Regions from separate parts of the Homo sapiens genome. Here all the other regions are linked to region 5. A link is a contact called in ENCODE Hi-C data. All regions are on one chromosome and are shown on one strand. Each heading gives the region's core, a stretch centred on a gene start or an enhancer-like site at or near the end of the contact. The rest is flanking DNA. Distances are from core to core; before and after follow the strand shown. Region 1 holds the start of RPL21 (ribosomal protein L21). Region 2 holds the start of PAN3-AS1 (PAN3 antisense RNA 1). Region 3 holds the start of RASL11A (RAS like family 11 member A). Region 4 holds the start of MTIF3 (mitochondrial translational initiation factor 3). Region 5 holds the start of MICU2 (mitochondrial calcium uptake 2).

Region 1 (2,700 bases), core at 112-2,611, 5.6 Mb before region 5:
ATTCCTGGCCATTACTCCTACCATAAGGTAAAATACAGCAGTCAGGCTTGACGTGTTGACAATATTCTAACACAATTTGGTTTCTAAGTTTACCAACAATCCTTTAAGAATGGCTCCCAAAGTACCATTTTTATAAAAATTGTATAGCAAGAAGACATGTTTCACCTAACTCACCAAAGTCAAACCATTGTTACAATGGATGAACCCTTTAAATGCCAGGTACTCTGTTCCAATCCCCAAAGCCTTTAGATGTGTATAAAGTTCCAAAAACTTGTGCTAAGTTAGTACACAAAGGGTGATACTGTGTAGATTCAAGTCACTTTGTGGAATCACCAAGTGGCATAATCAGTTAACTCATTCCTGATTCCAGAGCCCATAATCCTCCACTAGATCCATCTTTCTGAGTTTGGAATCCATTTTAAGCATGGACCCCATACACTTAAAACTGAAGGCACTTTTCAAAACGATGCTTTACAGTTTGTAAGAGTATTAAAATCATGGCAACTAGGATCCACCATAAAGAGCAACCTGCAGTTTGCTCGACTCTGTTGACGTCCACAAACTAGACAAAATGATGAACTATGGCTAAATGTTTCCCTTCACTCAAAGCATGCTGCCCTAGAATTCGCAAAACAGTATCTCCTCTTGGTGCAAATATTGGTGTTGCAACCTCAAAACACTTTCCCTTCGTCCGATCACCATGTGGGGTCAAAATTTTAAAAACAGTCGGAAATCGTCTTATGCATTAACTAAGGGCAGTGAGGGTTCATCACCCAGGACGACTCCGGGACCCACTCTCCGACCGAGAGCCCGGGTTTTCACACCTGTAGGCTTCACAGAAGATTAAAGCCGACGCCTGACTTTAAACCCATTCCTACTACCCCTTAAGTCCTCACCCAACATCATCGCAAGATTTGGAATAAAAAAGCCACACTGAAAGGAGTTAGAAAGGCATCAGGCCACGCGGCCCCCACACAGCCTATGTGAGAGGGGCCACCCACAGTACCGGAGATGCAGCCACGGGAACATAAAACGAAGTCTTTTAAAGATTAACTCGAGTCGCCTCACCCCAAGCGACTCAGTCTCGTCTTTCTCGCAAATGTCCCCCCGCAGGGCCGCAACATCGCAGTCCGGTTCTCAGCCCACGGCCCAGACCCGACCCGGCGCACGCTGCTCCCCGTCTGGCAGAACATGGTTTAACCCGCCCATGCCAATGGACCTCAAACAGGTTAGAGAGTCTCCCCACGGTCCCAATGAACGACCTCTGAGGCCACAAGGTCGCGGTTCAAGTCTGTCGAACACCTAGCGCCCGGGAGCCACGCGTAGGCCCTACCTGGAAGATGGCGGTTCCGGCCGAAAGGAAAGAGGCGGGGCCGCGGCGCGCGCCTTACAAGGGCCTGTGGGCTGCCCACGGCGCTGCCTGAGGGAAACGCCAACCGTAAGCGACTTCTTTCTAGGGAAGAAGATCGTCTCTGAGAACACAGAAAGTCTGTGAGGATATTTTCCCCTCTTGCGAAAGAAAGGCAACCGGCCAACACAAGCTGACACTTGCATCGTGTCAGACAGCCCGGAAAGGGGCCTTCAAGGGCGATCAAGAGGACGCCGTCGTCCCGAGCGTGCTTACGCCATCCTTTGCGTCACCGCCTTCGCCGGAAGCTGCCTTGTATCCGCGTCTCCGCAGGGAAAACTGCGGCTGGCGGTGCGGGAAGTGCTATTAGTAGTTGTTTATTTGTTTGTTTGCAGAAATAATTGCTTGGGTACGAAGGTCAAACGAGAATGAAGCAAGTATATTATCTAGTTTGTATGTCTTTAAATAGTTTCTCCTCCACACGTCTAAACATACGCACCTGCTAGTAGGTGCGCAAATGTTAAAACCTCTTTGGGAAAGCAATGTGGCAAAATCTAGTAAAAGTTTTCAATTACTAAACCCCAGCACTCTGCTCCTACCTATATGTCTTGTAGAAACTTTGGTAAGTGAACAAGGATGTACGTAACAGCGCTGTGGGTAGAAGCAAAAAATTAGAAACGTCCATCAATAACAGAATAAATACCTTATGGGATGTTAGGATGTAGTATTATACGCCAATAAAAGAAGACTGAACTCAGAAATGTGATGAGGCAAAAAGAGAAAGATGTAGAAAAATAAATAGTATGACAATTCATATACATTCAACTCTAAAACTTGTAAAACAATGCTATATATTGCTTAGTTATGCATACATATGTAGTTAAAGAAGTCAAGAAATACAAGAGAATGAAAATCAAGTTGAGAAAAGCAGTCATATCTGGTAAGGAGGGGACAATAAAGGGAGGCTTTAACTGTATTGACCATTATTAAACCGGGTGTTAAATATATGGGTGGCCATTGTTTTATTCACTACACCTTTAAAAATAGATATTATTTTCTTAATGTAGTTTATTTAAATTGAGATAATGCCATATACCCAGCATCCAGTTTCCCCTATTATTAACATCTCATGCTAATATGGTACATTTGTTGCAATTAATGAACCAATATTTTACACTGTTATTAACTAAGGTTCACATTTTATTCAGATTTCCTTCGGTTTTACCTAATACCCTTTTTCTGTTCCAGGATTCCATCCAGAATACCACATTACATTTAGTTATGATGTCTCCTTATATGCCTCTTGTGGCTGTGGCAGTTTCTCAAACTTTCCTTACTTTTGGTGACCTTGA
Region 2 (2,700 bases), core at 55-2,554, 6.5 Mb before region 5:
ATTAACAGTGTTTAAGAAAAAGACAAAATGTTCTCATGTACAAATTGAACTGCCTATCAGATTATTTTAAGATCTAGTTCTCCAGAATTCCCAAGAAAGTAGGACTCCTATTTGGTTTAGAAACGCTCAATATACTAAGAAACAAAACAGGGACATCTGGCACCGGCTCTATTCGTAAAGGCAACATTCTCTAACAGATTACGCTCACATTCAATTGTAAACTCCACTAACAACTAACAAGCTTCAGGTCAATAGATAACAACACACTGAGAGGCTGAGGAGGACAGATCACTTGAGGCCAGCAGTTTGAGACCAGCCTGGCCAACACAACGAGACTACTATCTCAACTAAAACTACAAAAAATTATCTGGCCGTGGTGGCGCGCGCCTGTAGTCCCAGCTACTCCGTAGGCAGAGGCAACAGAATCGCTTGAACTCGGGAGGCGGAGGTTGCAGTGAGCTGAGATCGCGCAACTGCACTCCAGCCTGAGCGACAGGGCGAGACTCTCTCCAAAACAACAACAACAACAACAACAACAACACATGAAAAAGAAATATAAACAGCCTTAAGATGTCCCCACCCAAGTGCTCAGTCGCACATAAACGCAGGCTGCACATGACATGCATTCAAGACACAATGCTGAGTTTGCTTGATACAAAGCTATAGAAGACAGGATCCCAGCTGACACCAGCAAACTTATTCTAGCTTTCAGGGAAACTCAGATGAAATGCGTCTTTGTGAAATCCCTACTCTAAACTCTCGATTAAACCTGAGCACACTTTGAACGCGACAGTCCGCTCCCTCCTAATCCTTAGAAAGCATTTCCTGCCTGCAAAACCTTTCTCCCGCAAGCCTTCTACAAACTTTTTCCGTTCTTTCAACCTACTCCACGAAGCCTTAAGCCCGCCCCTCACCTCCCGCCCCCTACACACACACACACACACACACACACACACACACACAAACACACCCCTCCCCACTAGGGAACCTCAACACTCTGCAGACGCCACTCCACAAGGACACGCAAAACACATGTGCCTGCAAACCCAGCCCCTTTCCACACCCCCCGGAAACGACACCCCCTTTCTCACACTCCGCACGCCACAGCCCATCCCCCTTCCTCCCCGCCCCCCCTTCACATCACCCCAGTCCTCCCACCCACGTTCCCGGGAACCCAACCTCCCCGCGCTCTCCGACTTGCCGAAGGCAGTGGGGAGGGGAAGCAGGAAGAAGGAAGGAGGGCTCAGGCCCGGCCTAGGCCTCTCAGACCGCCTTGGGAGGTGAGGGGGGGAGCCCGCGGGCCGTGCTCAGCTCCCGTCGGCAGCAGGGCCTCATCCGGCCCAGGCCTGCCCTCCGCCGCCGCGGCCCGCCCCGCCCGAAAAACACTCACTTGCCAGCCGCGGTCCATCGAGTCCCCCGCTACTGCCTCCTCCGCCGGCTGCGGCTCCGGTCCCCGGGTCCCCCAGGTCCGGCTTCTTGGGCCCGGGGGGCGGCCCAGCTCCCCCGCCCGCGACGGCTCCCGGCGGAAAGCCGGCCACGGGTGCACCAGCCAGAGCCAGGGGGACGCTGTTGCTATGGAGGCCGAGGCCCGGGGCAGCCCCGGCGGCAGGGTCCTCATGCAGGAACTGACACTCCTCCCCGTAGAAGCAAGTCTTATCCTTAGCGTAGTAGCGGCAGTACTTCAGCTTCACTCCTACCGCCGCCCCGCCGGGGACACCCCCGACCCCCGGCGGGGCCACCACCGCCACCGCCGCCGCCAGCGAGGAGGAGGAAGGGGAGGCGGCGGCCGAGGGGGGCGGGAGGCCGCCGCCACTGTTCATGGCAACGCCGCAGCCTCGTCTTCCGCCGCCGCCCGAGGAGCCGCCGCCGCCACCACCATAGACGGGGGAGGAAAGGAAGACGCTGCCGGTGCCGGATAAAAGCCTGGGCGGGTGGGTCTGTCCCGCTGCGGGAGCCGGAGCCGCCCGGGGAGAAGGGGGAGGGGAGAGGGGAGGGAGGAGGGGGTAGAAGGAGGGAGGGTAGGGGGAGAGTTGGGATTCTCTCACTCACTCTCTCGTTCTCTTTTCTTAAAGGGGCCGCGCGGGACGACGGGGTGAGCGCGCGGGCCCAGACGGGGACTTCGAGGGCGCGGGCAGGGGAAGAGGGAGCGGCAGCGGCAAGCGGGTGGGGAAGGCGGAGGGGCCGGTTTATTTTTAAATTCTGCCTCCACTCGCTCTCTCGCGCTCTGGTTCCTCCGAGTTGTTTATTCCATTTTCCTCTTCCTGAGACGGCCGTCGCCGCTGCGCGTGCGCGCTGAGACGCGAGGGCTTATGGGTAGCGGGAGCGCTAGGGGAAGCCTGGCCGGCGTCGGGCCCCCGGGGGCATCCGCGAGCTATCGGCGGTTGGACCGGCGGCTCTCGGTGGGGTTCCGGACGCGGATCTGGCGCCGAATTCTCACGAGACCTGATACCTTCCTTATTTGTATATTCTCTTACTTAAAAAGCCAGATGTCTTTTTTTTTTTTTTCATTGAAAAGAGAAAATTGACAAGGTAAACGGTCGTTTGGAGGGGCCACCTGGGGACGCGGCCCGAGCCCTGGCTCTACCTGAAGAATATCTTCTATTTGCCACACTTCCTCTCCCCGTTTCCTTTCTTCGCCCCTCTCCTCTTTCCCCTTCCCCTCGAAGGTAATGAGAACTACTGGACCGATTACGCTAACCT
Region 3 (2,700 bases), core at 6-2,505, 5.7 Mb before region 5:
ACCTCTTTTTTTGTTTTGTTTTGTTTTGTTTTAAACGTTTTTTTCTTTGTTAATGGTTCCATGGCTACCTCCGGAAGAAATGGTGAGACCTGCTTAAGTAGTGATGGCCCACCAGGGTTGCAAAGTGAAGTTAAGTCAGGTGCTTAACAAGAGGAGGCTGCTTCTAACCATGCCTCCCCCTTAGAGAGTTTCTAACACCCCAACCACTGGCCCCACCTGTGGACAGCCCATTCCTCCCTCTAAACGCACAGGTCGGTTTAGATGCCTTGCTCAGACCCCTGCGCCCAGCATGGGCGCCCTACGTGCTGTGCCCACTGGGGTGGTCTCACGGGTGGGGGTGAGCTGTTTGCCCCTGGCGGTTCTTACCTGGACGCCCCCGGGAGTATCCTGGATCTGCAGGGAGAGCTGGTCCCCCTCGACATAGACCAGCCGTGAATACAGCTTGCCTGGAGAATGAAGTAGAGTTTGCTTTTTAATTCTCAAACTCCCATCCGTAAAAAGAAACACGCAAGCATAAAAGCAGGGAGCGTGAAAGTATTCTCACCTGTATTCGGTTCATAGTCTCCAATGAATCTCTTGGTCAGGAAGCGCACGATCATTGCTGAAAAGGAAATAGGAAAATCAACCGAAGGAGTAGAACAAGCCTGTCAAACCCAGGCACCTCGGACAAACTGGGGGGAGTGAAGGGTGCAGAACCGTGGGCACTGCTCGCTTCCAGAGGCTCCGCAAAGCCGTGGTGCCGCGGGCTTGGCCGCGAGTACGACTGGCGGGACACCTCTCCCGCACCCCATCCCCGAACAGGCGCCAATCCCGCCGAGATCCCAGGAGTAGATGCACCAGGAAACGCCAGGGAAGCAGGCCGGGACGGACCGGGACCCACCCAGCGCGAAAGCAGCCCGATTCTACCTGCACCCGCGCCCTCTGCTTCGGCCGAGGCGCCCTCTCTCCGCAGCGCCCCCAGTGGTCGCGGCCGGAGCCGGGGAGCGAAGCCGCCCGGGGGTCCCCGCCGCACTCACCGCTCTTGCCCACGCGGCCGGCGCCCAGCACCGCCAGTTTGATGTCCTTGGGCAGTAGGTAGTCCGAGGAGGACTCGGGGATGGGTGCGAGCAGAAAGTGCCCGGACATGCTGAGCGGCCGCATGGAGCGCGTCCCGGGGTCCGGCGCGCAATCCGAGAGGGCTGGGCCTCGCCGCACCCGGAGCCGGCTCGCCAGCTGGGAGTGCGGGACTAGAGGTCCGGGACCGCGGCGGCTGCCTGCAGAACTGTCAAGGCCCGCGGCTTTTAAAGGGCTTGGTGCGCCCGGGAGCGCGGCGGCCGTCCCAGCTCCTCCTCGTCTCCGCCCCTTCCCGGAGCGGCCGGGAGGGGCGGGAGCAGAGGCCGCGGAGCTGACTATCGCCGAGGCTGTGCGCTTCGCCGGGCTGCTAGCTGCTCGCGGCTCCAGGCGCTCTGCGGCAGGACTGCGGCTCCGGGGCTCAGACCCTGGAGATACGGCCACCGTCCAGAGCGCGCGAGTGGCCTCTAGTCAGGCATTCTGCGAGTCTCCTCGCCCCGCAGCAGCCAGCCGGAGTCACTAGACCTGTGGGTGAACTTGAGATAGGAGTTACGAGTTGACGAGAGAAGAAGAAAAAGTGCAATCAGTTGGATGTTTCTGCAACAATGGGACAGATTGCTGTAAAACGCTGCCCTTTTTATTTTTAAAAGGTGCTAAGGGGCTGGGCGCGGTGGCTTACGCCTGTAATCCCAGCACTTTGGGAGGCCCAGGTGGGCAAGATCATCTGCGGTCAGGAGTTCAAGACCAGCCTGGCCAACATGGCGAAACGCTGTCTCTACTAAAAATACAAAAATTAGCGGGGCGTGGTGGTGGGCGCCTGTAATCCCAACTACTCGGGAGGCTGAGGCAGCAGAATCGCTTGAACTAGGGAGGCGGAGGTTGCAGTGAGCCGAGATGGCACCACTGCACTCCAGCCTGGACCACAAGAGCGAAACTCCGTCTCAAAAAAAAAAAAAAAAGAAAGAAAAGAAAAGATGCTAAGGGGTAACATTAATATGGGAAAAGGGCGGGGGGCGGGGGGCAAGAGCTCTGAATTAGTATCAGTGGAGGCAACTGCAGTCACTGTGACCTTGCTAGGGATAGATGAAGTCCCCTTAGGGGCAGTGATGGTTAGCATCTCAGTATCCATGCCCAGCCCCTCCTCTGCAGGCAGGGGTTGCACTGGCTCATTCCTGAACACTCATGAGCACTCCACTGGCTGGGGGCCCTGGCCCTGCACTAAGTGTCCATCATTAATACTATCCTATGTGCTTGAGTCATGCATTTGCTTCAGTATCCAAATATTTACTTCTAGGTGCATGGTGGGGTCTAGGGTGGGGTGGGGGGCAGTGTGAGGAACAGGACACAGAGCTATAGACTGGTTCTTGGATTTCTGGAGCCCACCAGAAATAGCACAGCAGAAGCCTCAGGACTTTAACCTTGAACAGTTAGAAGACCTTCATGCCTCTGACCTCCTGTGTTCCAGCCTCACTTGCCTAATCGCCTATTAGACAGCCCCACCCTAATTCATACCTTTCTCTACCCTGGTTGTACCAGTTTTTGCTGCATGACAAGCCACACCAAACTAGATGGCTTAGAACAACAATCACTTACAGTTGTTGAGCCCTTTGATGCATCTGCAGGGAGCTTCCAGGTTCTGGAAGTGGGGGC
Region 4 (2,700 bases), core at 16-2,515, 5.8 Mb before region 5:
TGGGCAAATTTGTTTCAGTTCCCTCATCTGTAAAATGGGTAATAATAATAATTGGCTCATAAGGTTGTCCTGAAGATTGAATAACTTGAGATATGTTCAGTGCGTAGAACAGTGTCTGGCACATAGGCAAAAGCAATCACAAATGTGGGCAATTATAATTGCTGAGCACCTAACTTTTCCCAGGTATTGTGCTACTCAGTCTGTCCCCGAATCTACGTCACACAAAATATCTTGGCATTGAGAAATAATTTTGATAGAATAAAATGAATCCTTAATTCTTCTTGATTAACTTGGAAATGGCCAAGATGCACACCTGGACTTTCGGTCTCACACAAGAGTTGTTTCATTACCTCCCTATTTTAACAGTGAGCGTCGAGCTACCAGCAGCTAAAAAGGAAATGGAGATTTCGTCTTTGCTCCCAAAGAACTATTTAAAGCTTTAGTAGTTGTGTCATCTGTAATAAAAGACGTAATGCTGACTCAAGGAGTTAATGAGAAATAAGACAACGCCTTCCAGTGGACAAGTAGCCAATAAATGTTAGTTTTTCTTCGTACCAGGAATCCAAACATTCCAGGTATGAAGCCAGATTAGGTGGCTTCACGACTGTGGACTCGCAGTCTGCCCTTGAGGAATTTCTTATTGAAGAAGAAAAAGAGGGGGGACACGGGGCCCAGACCCCCAGCACCCGGCTTTCGAGCAGGCTCCACGGGTCCGGGTCCGGGTCCGTTTTCCCTTTCGCCAGCTGGGGCCCCGTTCGAACCTCTCCCAACTACAACGCGGAGGCTCCGACGCCCCGGCCCCAGCTTTGTTTTGCCTCCGGGAGCCGCGCGCCACCGGGGACCCGCGGGGAGCCGTTCTCACTCCGAAGCTGTCTGCTCACCTGCAAATCGGAGACAGCGCCCTTTCACTTACGATCCTTATAAAAGACGCTTATAAAACATTTTATTCAGTGTTACATTAAAAAGACGTTTATGAAAGCAATTTATAAAGCCCTAGTGGGAGACCGAGATTGGTGTTAATGTAACTGGAGTAAGGGCTGCTCCGATTGCTGCAGAAATTCGACATTAGCCTTCACCGCACCTGCGGAGCAGCGGGAGCCAGGTGAGCAGCAATTTCCCCTCAGGGACTTCCTCCGCGTTCTCCGCATTTTCTGTCGGCGGAACTGAATCCCAACAGTAGAAAAACGTGGCTCCGCCCATCACCTTTCCTTTAAAGGACGCGGGGTGAAGCCCCGCCCACTACGGAGAGCGAAGGGGACTCGCCGCAGATCCGCTGTACTTGCGTCCGCTACAGTATGTCAATCGCTTGCCCCAGCACAGGTAATGCTAAATATGAGGCGTGCGGAGCGGTGCGCGGACCGGCATCGGGAGGGCGTGGCCTTAGGGGGCGCCCCTGTGGAGGAGGCACCCGGAAGGTCAGGGCTACCCCGTCCCGCCGGTACCGAGGGCGGAGAGGCTCCGCAGGTCCTGCTGCGGAGTCGGAGGGTTCTGCCGGGCTGTAAAGCCATTTTCAGCGAGGCCGCTGCACGAACTTCCGAGGGATGTTAGACCTAGAGTTGCCGCCAGCCCCACTGAGCTTTTCTAGTTCCGTCCCGACATGCGCGCCCTCGTTTGTGCGCACGCACGCACGCAGTACGTCGCTACGTCCCGTCTCTAGCCCTGGCGCTCCGCCGGTCCCGTTCTGCAGGTGGGCGTCGCCGCCGACTTACCAACAACCGGGTCGGGGGCTCCCGGAAGTGCTCTTGCGGCTTACTGCCTGGCACAGGTGGGGCAGAGCGAGCCAGGCGAAGGGCGCCTGCGCAGGACATGCTGGACAAATGCGTTGTTCTTGCTGCCTGCTGTTGCGGGAGGAGGCCTTATGGGGGAAGGTCGCGAAGTGACTGGGATTTTTTTTCTCATTTGTCATTTAGTGGGCTCCGTGGCTTAAGACTTGAACCAAGTAAACGAAGTTCTCTTACTGAGAAGTCTCAGTTTCAAGTACGTGTTGTGAAAGGCCTAAGTCTTAGAAAAGTAGAGGATGGAGAGAAGAATCTGAAAATCGACTACTATTCATTCTGTCAGGCACAACACAGTAACGAATAAGTCCATTTTGTTCCTGCTTCGTAGAGTTTACGGTCTAGTGATGGAGAACAGCAGTGCTAAGATCATCACAAAACTGTAATTGTAATGAATGTTTTAAAGGAAAGGTCAACTGGACTGTAGAAGCATTCAGTGTTAAGCTCAGTAAATTGGGGGAGGGATGGGAGAACTGGCTTAGTTTGGAAGGTAATCAGAAGAATGCGCTAAGGATCTGGCGTTTCCTAAACCAAGGACGAGAGTACTGTATTTCAAAAACCGAATGGCCAGTGTGGCCTAGGCATAAAGAAGAAACTGGAGAGGTGGGAAGGGCCTTTTGGCCTGGCGAAGGTGTAGATCTTTAATCTCGGGGCAGTTTTATTTAAGGTGAGGAAGGTCCTGGGTGTAGTGACCGCAGTGCAGTGGGAACTGGTTGCCAGGGCTCAAGCCGAGTTAGGAGACTGGCAGGAATCCAAACGAGGTGGTCGATGTTTTAAACTGACGGTGGTGACAGTGGATACGGAGAGGACTGGATGGATTCGAGTGGGGTTTAGGAAATGAAGTCGATGAGGCTTGGTGTTGGGTTGACTGGGAAAGTGGAGGCGTCAAAGGTGTCTTGGAGGTGACTGGAGGTTGTGGATGGGT
Region 5 (2,700 bases), core at 41-2,540:
CTTCCCCACCCCAAACTGTAAGAGGGTTGTTCACAGATGAAAAAATTGAGACTCAAAGAGATTAAATACCTTACCCCAAATAGCAGTGATCATCTACCAAATCGTGAGTTATTTACAAATGAGAAAATGGAGACTCAGAGAGATTAAATAATTTGCCCCAAACCACAGTGATCATCCTGGTAGAGCTAAGATTCAAACCTTGAGGTCTGGCTCACAAGTCGGTGAAGTGAGGCTCATCTCTCTACTTCCTACCTGGGAAGGCACACTGAAAAGTAAGTCCAGAAGCTGACGGAAAAGTGAGGAACCTCTGACTGCAGATTAATTTAGACAAGCGGGCTAAGAGAAAGGGAGCAAGGATTAAGGGCAGATAATAACAAAGGGATCCACGGAACTTCCACTGAATGATCAAATTAGATTTCGTGTGACAGGTTTTTGTTTTTGTTTCTTGAAGTTTTGTTTTGTGCAAAACTTCAAGACAGCAGTGATTATGTGATTAGGAGTCTTGGCCCCTTTGATGTTGGCTCCGTTACTGCATGCCCAACTAAAGCTTCTAATAGCTGGGGACATTTCAGAGGCTGAACAAAGAGTTTATTAAAAAGAGTTACTCAGGAAAAGTGAAGACCAAAGAATGGAGGATTGGAGGCTGTTAAATAAAACCAAGTAGTCTGCCTCAGCTACATCACTTATCACCAATGCAACAGCCAGGACTGGAGGTATCGTTCTAAATCTGCACTGGGGAAAACCTCTGGGTCCCTGATGATAGAGACATGGGGCTGGTGTGCTGCTGTCTCTGACTTTTAGTTCTAGGTAGGATAAGAGCTACTATCAAACCTTTTGTTGAAACTGAATTTAAATTCATTATAAGCAAATAGTGAGGGACTGAAATAAACAGAATGCCTTGTCTGAGAGTTGTTTTAGCAGAAATGAAAGAACAGTCAAGACTATAAGCATAGGAAGACATGAACAACACAGATGCAGAAGAGACTATTTCAAAAAACGTTTCACAGTTTTACAAGGTGAAAAAATGAAAAGGAGAAACCTGCCCACACAACCGAGGGCACTATCTTGTTTTGGACTAGGAAGTCATATTATACTGTCTTGATACTCTTCCTGTCATCCCATCCCCACAGCCTTAGAAGGCAGCCCCGGAACCGAAGGCCACCTCTTGCGGCTGCGAGCGTCGCCTCAGCAACCGCACCCACGGCGCAGGCCCGGTAGGCGGGGCGGAAGCCTGTCGGATGTCGCGAGAGTTCCCAAGCGGTAGGCGGCGGCGCCGGGAGAGAAGCGCCGCCTAGCTGCGCTTCCGCAAAGATGGCGGCGGCTGCGGGTAGCTGCGCGCGGGTGGCGGCCTGGGGCGGAAAACTGCGACGGGGGCTCGCTGTCAGCCGACAGGCTGTGCGGAGTCCCGGCCCCTTGGCAGCGGCAGTGGCCGGCGCGGCCCTGGCAGGAGCAGGAGCGGCCTGGCACCACAGCCGCGTCAGTGTTGCGGCGCGGGATGGCAGTTTTACAGTCTCCGCACAGGTACAGGACTAACTCCTTCTGCTAGCCCCAGTCAAGCTCCTCCCTCCCCTGACGCCCTTAGGCGGGGAGTGGTTTGGCTCTGGGCGGCTCTCCCGGAGCCGTGGGTGGAGGTGCCGCTGCGGATCGGAGCGCCCTGCGACTGGTGGGACTCGCTCCTTCCTGGACCGGCCCCCGGCCTGAGTCCCCGAGGGCCTTCGAGGCTGGTGACCGGAGATTCTGCCTCCCTTGGGAGAACCCCGCGGACGCTGAACACCACGGCCCACAAAACTGGCCGCACTAATTTAGTGGTGATGAGTGTGGGCGTGTCTTAATTCGAGGCTCCTAATTCAGAATCTCACTGCGCCTCGCCTCTTGCTACCTCTCTGGTCAGTGAAGTGGCATTCACATCCGCAGGTGGTTTGCGTCCAGTTACCCCTGTGGGATATACCTTTGTTAAGCTTTGCAACTAAGTTTTACGATCTTTTCTTTGTATAGCATGATGAAGTTCTGTCGATTGCTTTTTTAAGTCACGAATGTGTCAGCCACAAAAATTAACCAGTTGATTTCCAGATTTTATTATCAACTTTAAGGAACATTATTGCATGATTATAAACCTTAATATCTTAGTGGACCATAAGTTCTAAGCAAAAATTGCTCCTAAAACCTCCATCTATTAAAGACAAGAGTCCGCCGGGCGCGGTGGCACACGCCTTTAATCCCAGGGCTTTGGGAGGCCGAGGCGGGTGGATCTCCTGAGGTCAGGAGTTCGAGACCAGCCTGGCCAACATGGTGAAGCCGCTCCCCACCCCAGCCCCGCCCCCCCGGTCTCTACTAAAAAATATAAACAATTAGCTGGGTGTGGTGGCGGGAGGCTGAAGTAGGAGAACCGCTTGAATCCGGGAGGCGGAGGTTGCAGTGAGCCAAGATCGAGCCATTGCACTCCAGCCTGAGCTACAAGAGCGAAACTCCGTCTCAAAAAAAAAAAAAAAAGATTCAAGTTCCCTATTTCAGGATAAATGATGTTGTAACGCATTTGAAAATTTGAATGAGTAGTGCTTTAAAATTTTTGTAGACTTAGTAAGTTTTTACATATGAGCTTTTTTGAAAATTGAAAGTAGTAGTTTATTATTTTCTTTTTTAGATTTACATTATGCCTTTCTAGCGAAAAACTCAAGGAACATTCAGATACAACAAAAAAGA

Evidence for each region. Hi-C counts contacts between places; a loop is a spot of excess contacts on that map. Pooled maps may share reads with other maps.
Region 1: a map of natural killer cell shows a loop between it and region 5 (26-fold over the local background). The contact joins the promoter of RPL21 here to the promoter of MICU2 in region 5. A Hi-C loop is called at or near these places in 2 of 168 maps with a recorded cell type or tissue (naive thymus-derived CD4-positive, alpha-beta T cell and natural killer cell) and 7 of 50 pooled maps.
Region 2: a map of CD8-positive, alpha-beta T cell shows a loop between it and region 5 (7-fold over the local background). The contact joins the promoter of PAN3-AS1 here to the promoter of MICU2 in region 5. A Hi-C loop is called at or near these places in 2 of 168 maps with a recorded cell type or tissue (CD4-positive, alpha-beta memory T cell and CD8-positive, alpha-beta T cell) and 8 of 50 pooled maps.
Region 3: a map of ascending aorta shows a loop between it and region 5 (13-fold over the local background). The contact joins the promoter of RASL11A here to the promoter of MICU2 in region 5. A Hi-C loop is called at or near these places in 2 of 168 maps with a recorded cell type or tissue (ascending aorta and naive thymus-derived CD4-positive, alpha-beta T cell) and 4 of 50 pooled maps.
Region 4: a loop to region 5 is called in a pooled map, with 7 times the contacts of the local background. The contact joins the promoter of MTIF3 here to the promoter of MICU2 in region 5. A Hi-C loop is called at or near these places in 7 of 50 pooled maps.

What each region holds. Positions count from the first base shown.
Region 1 is chr13:27,250,219-27,252,918 of GRCh38, reverse strand. It overlaps RPL21 (ribosomal protein L21), which reads right to left and starts at 1,361. Exons shown (of 6, transcript NM_000982.4): 1 at 1,334-1,361. RefSeq lists enhancers at 868-1,453, 1,107-1,646, 1,454-2,039, 858-2,057.
Region 2 is chr13:28,137,778-28,140,477 of GRCh38, reverse strand. It overlaps PAN3-AS1 (PAN3 antisense RNA 1), which reads left to right and starts at 1,304. Exons shown (of 2, transcript NR_029383.1): 1 at 1,304-1,931; 2 at 2,073-2,700. It overlaps PAN3 (poly(A) specific ribonuclease subunit PAN3), which reads right to left and starts at 1,933. Exons shown (of 19, transcript NM_175854.8): 1 at 1,391-1,933. The coding sequence starts at 1,820. RefSeq lists an enhancer at 892-1,186 and silencers at 1,269-1,668, 1,709-1,788, 1,979-2,088.
Region 3 is chr13:27,269,385-27,272,084 of GRCh38, reverse strand. RASL11A (RAS like family 11 member A) reads right to left here and starts at 1,255. Exons shown (of 4, transcript NM_206827.2): 1 at 1,017-1,255; 2 at 545-601; 3 at 367-446. The coding sequence starts at 1,140. RefSeq lists silencers at 855-1,084, 1,125-1,344 and an enhancer at 1,293-1,793.
Region 4 is chr13:27,449,129-27,451,828 of GRCh38, reverse strand. It overlaps MTIF3 (mitochondrial translational initiation factor 3), which reads left to right and starts at 1,265. Exons shown (of 5, transcript NM_152912.5): 1 at 1,265-1,320. RefSeq lists enhancers at 831-890, 911-1,270, 1,114-2,028.
Region 5 is chr13:21,602,760-21,605,459 of GRCh38, reverse strand. MICU2 (mitochondrial calcium uptake 2) reads left to right here and starts at 1,290. Exons shown (of 12, transcript NM_152726.3): 1 at 1,290-1,521. The coding sequence starts at 1,312. RefSeq lists enhancers at 1,107-1,176, 958-1,576, 1,577-2,196 and a silencer at 1,347-1,556.